2 separate regions of the Homo sapiens genome follow, and region 2 is linked to region 1. Evidence: read pairs that join two places in POLR2A ChIA-PET (ENCODE). Cell type or tissue: A673. All regions are shown on one strand. Links, peaks and the distances in the headings refer to the core of each region. The heading gives the core; the rest is flanking DNA. Region 1 overlaps PRKCB (protein kinase C beta). Region 2 overlaps PRKCB (protein kinase C beta).

Evidence for each region. ChIA-PET counts read pairs that join two places held together with the same protein. Peaks named below come from ENCODE experiments on the same cell type or tissue, not always from the same donor. Only the 100,000 strongest peaks of a DNase experiment are listed, where the experiment ranks them.
Region 2: POLR2A ChIA-PET joins it to region 1 with 12 read pairs; 3 of 35 experiments call an interaction of 5 or more read pairs at or near these places.

The regions. Positions count from the first base shown.
Region 1 is chr16:23,991,480-23,994,288 of GRCh38, reverse strand. All of the region lies in intron 3 of PRKCB (protein kinase C beta), which reads right to left. Among named protein-coding and RNA genes, the nearest start is that of PRKCB, 160 kb to the right of the region's middle. In A673, for the core only: no CTCF peak of the experiment used is centred there; no DNase peak of the experiment used is centred there.
Region 2 is chr16:23,900,068-23,902,876 of GRCh38, reverse strand. All of the region lies in intron 2 of PRKCB (protein kinase C beta), which reads right to left. Among named protein-coding and RNA genes, the nearest start is that of PRKCB, 65 kb to the right of the region's middle. RefSeq lists a cis regulatory region at 1,406-1,423 and an enhancer at 1,342-1,486. In A673, for the core only: a CTCF peak has its summit at 1,512; DNase peaks (open chromatin) are centred at 1,466 and 1,956; H3K4me3 peaks cover 1,731 bases; H3K27ac peaks cover 2,500 bases.

The sequences.
Region 1 (2,809 bases), core at 310-2,809:
TGTAAGACAGACCTGAGCTAAAATTCCATTGATCACCTGACCACCATAAGCCCCTATTCTGACTGGAGGGACAAGTGACATTTTAGGTCTCCTAGAATCAGTGTCAGTTCAGAACTAGTGTTCAGTAGTCCCCAAAAGGTCTCATCATTTCCTTTTCTCTAGTGCACAGTTATCCTGATAAAAAGCAGTAGGTCCCTTTGGGCAAGGCTGGGAGAAAGATTAACAGGATAAACTTTTAGCAGTATAATCGCTTTCTCAAGGAAATTTTACCTCCCTTTCATTCAAAGGGTTCTGGGTCTATAAACTGGCTCAAGTCTGGGAATGGACTGAGGGGCTATGATTCTCTATTTTTATGATTCAAGTTAGACTTCTGTTCACTTCACCTAGAATTTTTCTGCTATACAGATCAAGTAAGAATTTAGTAGGCTTCCCACCTATTTCACTTCTAGCAACACCATGATTAGGCAGTGCCATAGGTCTGCATGAGTCAGGCTATTCCGATTGTTGTTGTAACTCTGCGATCCATTAAGGTAACCGCACCTACCTTGCCTTTAACAGTTGAGTGCCACCAAATGGCCCCTGATACTCCAGGACCCAATTATTCCCATTGCATTTAAGTTTTCCAATTAAGTGGCTGTGGTTCCCATAGTAAGGTTTGGTCTATAGAGAAGAGGGATCACAGAGCTCTTAAAGGACGCTGGGGCTCCCCTCACAAATATATTTCTCAAAGTATTGACAGAGACATACCTTTCTTAAAGGTATGTCTGACCTTCCCAGCATGGGTGAGCGGGTATTAAATGACAAATCCACTCTGGCATTCTAATCTCCCTAAGCTTTTGAATCCTTTCCTCTACATTAAACCAGGGGAGGTCAGGCATCTCCAACTCACTCATGATAGGCCATCTTTTAATCCATGTTTCAGCCAACCAGCTAAACTGTTAGAGCCCTTCCTAACTCCTTAAGCTGGAACATTACATTCAGAATCTCTGCTTAGTGAACTTCTATCAATAAATTCAGCCTGATTCAACTTCATGTTACTTCCACCATTATCCTACCCCCTTAATATCATTCCCATGCATATTCCCTATGGTTCTGCTTGTATAAATTAGAAAACTCAAATAGTTCTTTTGGGGTATAGCATACCTCCCCGTGGGTCACACAGTGCATCTCACGTTTAGGAGCCTGCTAGGACTTGAAGGGGTGGTGGGATTCGGTGCTGACAAGAATCAGCATTGCCTGGCATGGCAACTGCCTCAGGGAAAGCCATTACTGTTTCTTAGGGCAATGCAGGGTTAGTTCCCTTAGACAAGATGGAAAGGCCAATGCCACCCTGAGTGGGGATGACACTTTTGCTTGAGGTAAGGAGGCCACTTCCACTGGTAAAAAAAAGACTTGTCAGAATTTAGGGGCTCAATGTCCCCAGCTTCATTAGGGTCTTCATCAGAGTCTTCCCACCTTATGGGATCCCATTCTTTTCTGATCAATGCCCTTGCCCTTGCTTTTAGAGCAGACACCCTGTGTGGTGGGGAGTCCAATTTGCATTGTAATTCAGCCAATTGCAGGATGAGGTTGTGCATTTAATTTTCAGAAATTTCAGCCCTGCAACTACAGGCTAGAAGGCTCTCCTTCAGGGCACACCTAGAAGCTCTTAGATCATTTATGAAACTCTTTGAGCTGGGAATTCAAATCCCTGAGCTCATCTTTTTCTTTCTCCACTTTGTCCAGAGACATTAGGAGCAAGTCATTATATGCCTTAGTTTTCCAAAAGTGTTTGGGTATCATATATCGAATCACTTGGCTCCTTGCTTCTTATAAATGGTTGATTAGGAGTATCCAATGCAGATGATTTGTGTATCTCTATAAACAGATCATGCCACGGACTATCCAGGCTCTCTTTACTACTAGAAATAGGGTAATTAGCATTCTTAAATCTAATCAGATTTGGCAGCCAATTACCAAATCCCCGAAACCAATTCAGAAAACCCATCCTTAAAATTTTGTTCCTCTATACACTGTTAGTACCAAAATTTTCTGTCCTAGTCCCTTCTGGCTGCTGTAACAAAATACCAAAACCTGAGTGATTTTTAAATGATAAACTTATTCCTCACAGTTCTGGAGGCTAGAAAGTACAAGATCAAGGCACTGGAAGATTCGGTCTCCAGTGAGAGCTCACTTTCTCATACACAACTGTCTTCTCATTGCAACCTCACATGGTAGAAGGGGTGACGGATATCTCTGGGGTCTTTTTTATAGGGGCACTATCTCATTTATGAGGGCTCTTCCCCCATGAACTGATCACCTCCCAAGGGGCCCACCTTCTAACACCATACCTTGGGTGTTAGGATTTCAGGATATAAGTTTGGAGAAACAAAACATTCACACCACAGCAGCATATACCCAGGCCTGGCCAATCAGCATAACCCATTCTTCTGGCAATATGTGATTCATGGTCTAATGAGACTTTAGCTCTTGTTACTGCACTGCAGCACTGATAAGATATAAGATTAAAGGTGTTGCAGCCACCATGCTCGCATAGGAGACAAGCCTTCCTGAAAATAAAATCAACACAGACAAAGGCTAAGCCAAGAAGGGGAGAAACAGGTTCTTGAGGACATTATTTAGAACTTTGATTCACTGTGCTTGAAGCCAAGTCAACCCTTAGGCCTTTTCTATTTCAAGGACCCAAAATTTTCCTTTTCATATAAGTCAGTTTGAGCTGAGTTTCTGTCTTAGGCAACAGAAACATTCAGCAGATAGATAGAATATGGGAAACACCATCTTCTTGGCTGCAAGTTGAGTATCAAGTTTC
Region 2 (2,809 bases), core at 209-2,708, 91 kb after region 1:
AACTACGATCGTGACACTGCACTCCAGACTGGGTGACAGAGTGAGACCCTATCTCAAAAAAAGGAAGGAAGGAAGGAAGGGAGGGAGGGAGGGAGGAAGGAAGGAAGGAAGGAAGGAAGGAAGGAAGGAAGGAAGGAAGGAAGGGAGGAAGGGAGGGAGGGAAAAACTTTTGAGCTCAGTTCCTGAACGCATTATCATCAAGAGATGACAGTTACCATCATTACTGTGCAGATAATAATGGTGAGGGGTGAGAGACTGGAGCCAGACAACTTAGGTTTCGAACACTAGCTAGAGTCTAGCTGAGCCTCAGCTTCCCCGTCTGTAAAATGGGGACTGCTATAACAGTGCTTATTCCTCAAAGGATGCTGAAAGGGTCAAATAAACAACTGCAGGAAAATGATATAGAATAGAGCTCGGTACAGAATAAGTATTATACTAACTTAATTGTTAACCTCAAAATGGTAGGGGCAAAGGCATCACAGTTGCATAAGATGTTAGCATTAGGGGGAAACTTTGGGTGAGGGGTATGCAGTGGAACTCTCTGTAAATGTTTTGCAACTTTTCTAAAAATCTGAAATTATTCCAAAAATTAAAAGGTTATTTTTTCTAAAGGCAGGGGCAAATGTTTTTTCATTGTCTTCTTGGATCTTCTCCCTTATAAGGAGAAAAATCCAAGTTTCAGAAAATATATGGCATTGTCCATACAGATAAGAGCCCCACCCCACCCTACATACCCTCCAGTTTCCCCCAAGCTGCCCTCTGTCTGCTGGGTGAGGCTGTTTATCAACTGGCTTTGAGTTAAAATCAAATCTCTTCCTGGGGGTAAAAATTCCAACAGACCCAGACCTACAACTGCCATCAAGTTTTCTCTTTCTTTCAGTGAATATTTTTTCAGTGCCTACTGTGTACCAGGTACCAATCCAGTAGCAGTGAAACCATAACGAACAAGGCACACACACTCAGCCACAGTGTCTGTCTGCACCAGCTCTGAGATGTCTGCACCAGCTCTGAGACTTCCAGTGTGTATTTGCAAACCCAGACTGACTTTTATGGCCTCCAATGTTGGGGAATGATCATTGCAGGGTGTCTTCTTGACCACTCGAATTTTTGGGACCTCAGAGAAAATGCTGCCACCAGCCAATTCCCACAAGACACTTCAGGGAAGAGAACCTCACAGTCTCAGACAACAGGCTGCAACTCCTGGGGAACCTGAACAGGCTGGTTGCTGGGCAGGCCTGGTAGAATTAACCCAACTTCCCATTTCATTCCTACTTGACATTCCAGAGAGATGGGCTGGAGAAATCTGCCTTGTCTGTCTTTAAAAGAAGACATTTCTCCCACGGCTTCCTCCTCTTCGAATTCCCTCATCTATCCATCTACTCTCACTCCCCTTCCGCTCTCAAAGCTGTTTCCTGCTGATAAAAACACCCCACAACTTCCAGTCTGCGTAGTGAGATTGCAGCCAGCAGGCTCTAAATGCCGACATACTCCCAATCAAGCAGCAGGCGCCCCCGTTGAGTTAACGATTTTTTTTAAGCAAGAGAACCCATGCTGTCTACTTACCCTTAGGATACAGCCCATTGGGAGAGGGGGTGGGTATGATCGATCATAAAGGACTGGCTGCAGAGAGAGAGGCTCTTGCTGTGCTGTATGAACTATAGGCAATTTGCAAAGATTATATCCCAAACGCTCACGTGCTCAGAGCCCCAGGATGACAGACACAATTAATATTTTTCAAACTATCCTTGGCAATTGTGTTTTGATTAGGAAAAAAAATTAATCTTGTAGATTAGAGAGAGCTGTTCCAGTGTGGGGGAGAGACAGAAGTGACCCTATCAGCTCAGGATCCCCATAGGAGAGGGGGCGGTCAAGAAGGACTAGAAATGGGTCACATGATGAATGCACGGTGCACAGGATCAGACATCACTGCAGAAATCTCTAGCCAAATTTAAAATGCACATGCCATCTTAACCTAGAAATTCCTCTTGCAGGATTTTGGATTACAGACGTACTTGCACATGTGTGTCCACAGTTAGGTACAAGGAGATCCACTCCAGCACTGTTTGTTATGCAAAAGACTAGAAATAACCTATGCCCATCAACAGAAGACCGTATGGGACAGCCACAAAAAAAAAAAAAAAAAAAAAAAAAAAAAAAACCTGTGCAGCTGTTAAAATGAATGAGGCTGCTCTATATGCGCTGATATGAAAATATCTCTAAGATACGTCATCACATAGGAAAAAAAAAGGCAACAAGGAAAAAAATATGTGTGAGGTGCTACTAAGGGTATAAGGTTCATATGCGGAATGTCTCTCTACTAATATATAGGAGACTAATGACAGTAGTACTCCTCCAGAGAACTGAAGACTTGAGGACAGAAGTGGAATGGGGAGATTCTTTATTCACTGTATACCTTGTTGTACCTGTAGGATTTCAAACTTTGCATTGTATATTCAAAAACAAATTATTTCAATTGATAATACAGAGGTAAAAATACCTAGGAAAGGAAGATAAAGGTTTTATCCCTTTATATCTACACATTCATGCACACACATGTACAAACACACAATTTCCTGTACACAGTGATAACTGCATAAGAATTGATATCTCTCGGCTTTATGGAAGTGGTATGTCATAAGCAGTTAGATCAAGGTTTCTCAACCATGGCACTGTGGACACTGTGGACTGGTCAATTCTTTGTTGTGAGGCTGTCTTGTATATTTTGTTCAGTAGCATCCCTGGCCTCTACCCACTAGATTCCAGTAGCAACCCCCACCACCCCAAGTTGTGACAAACAAAATGTCTCCAG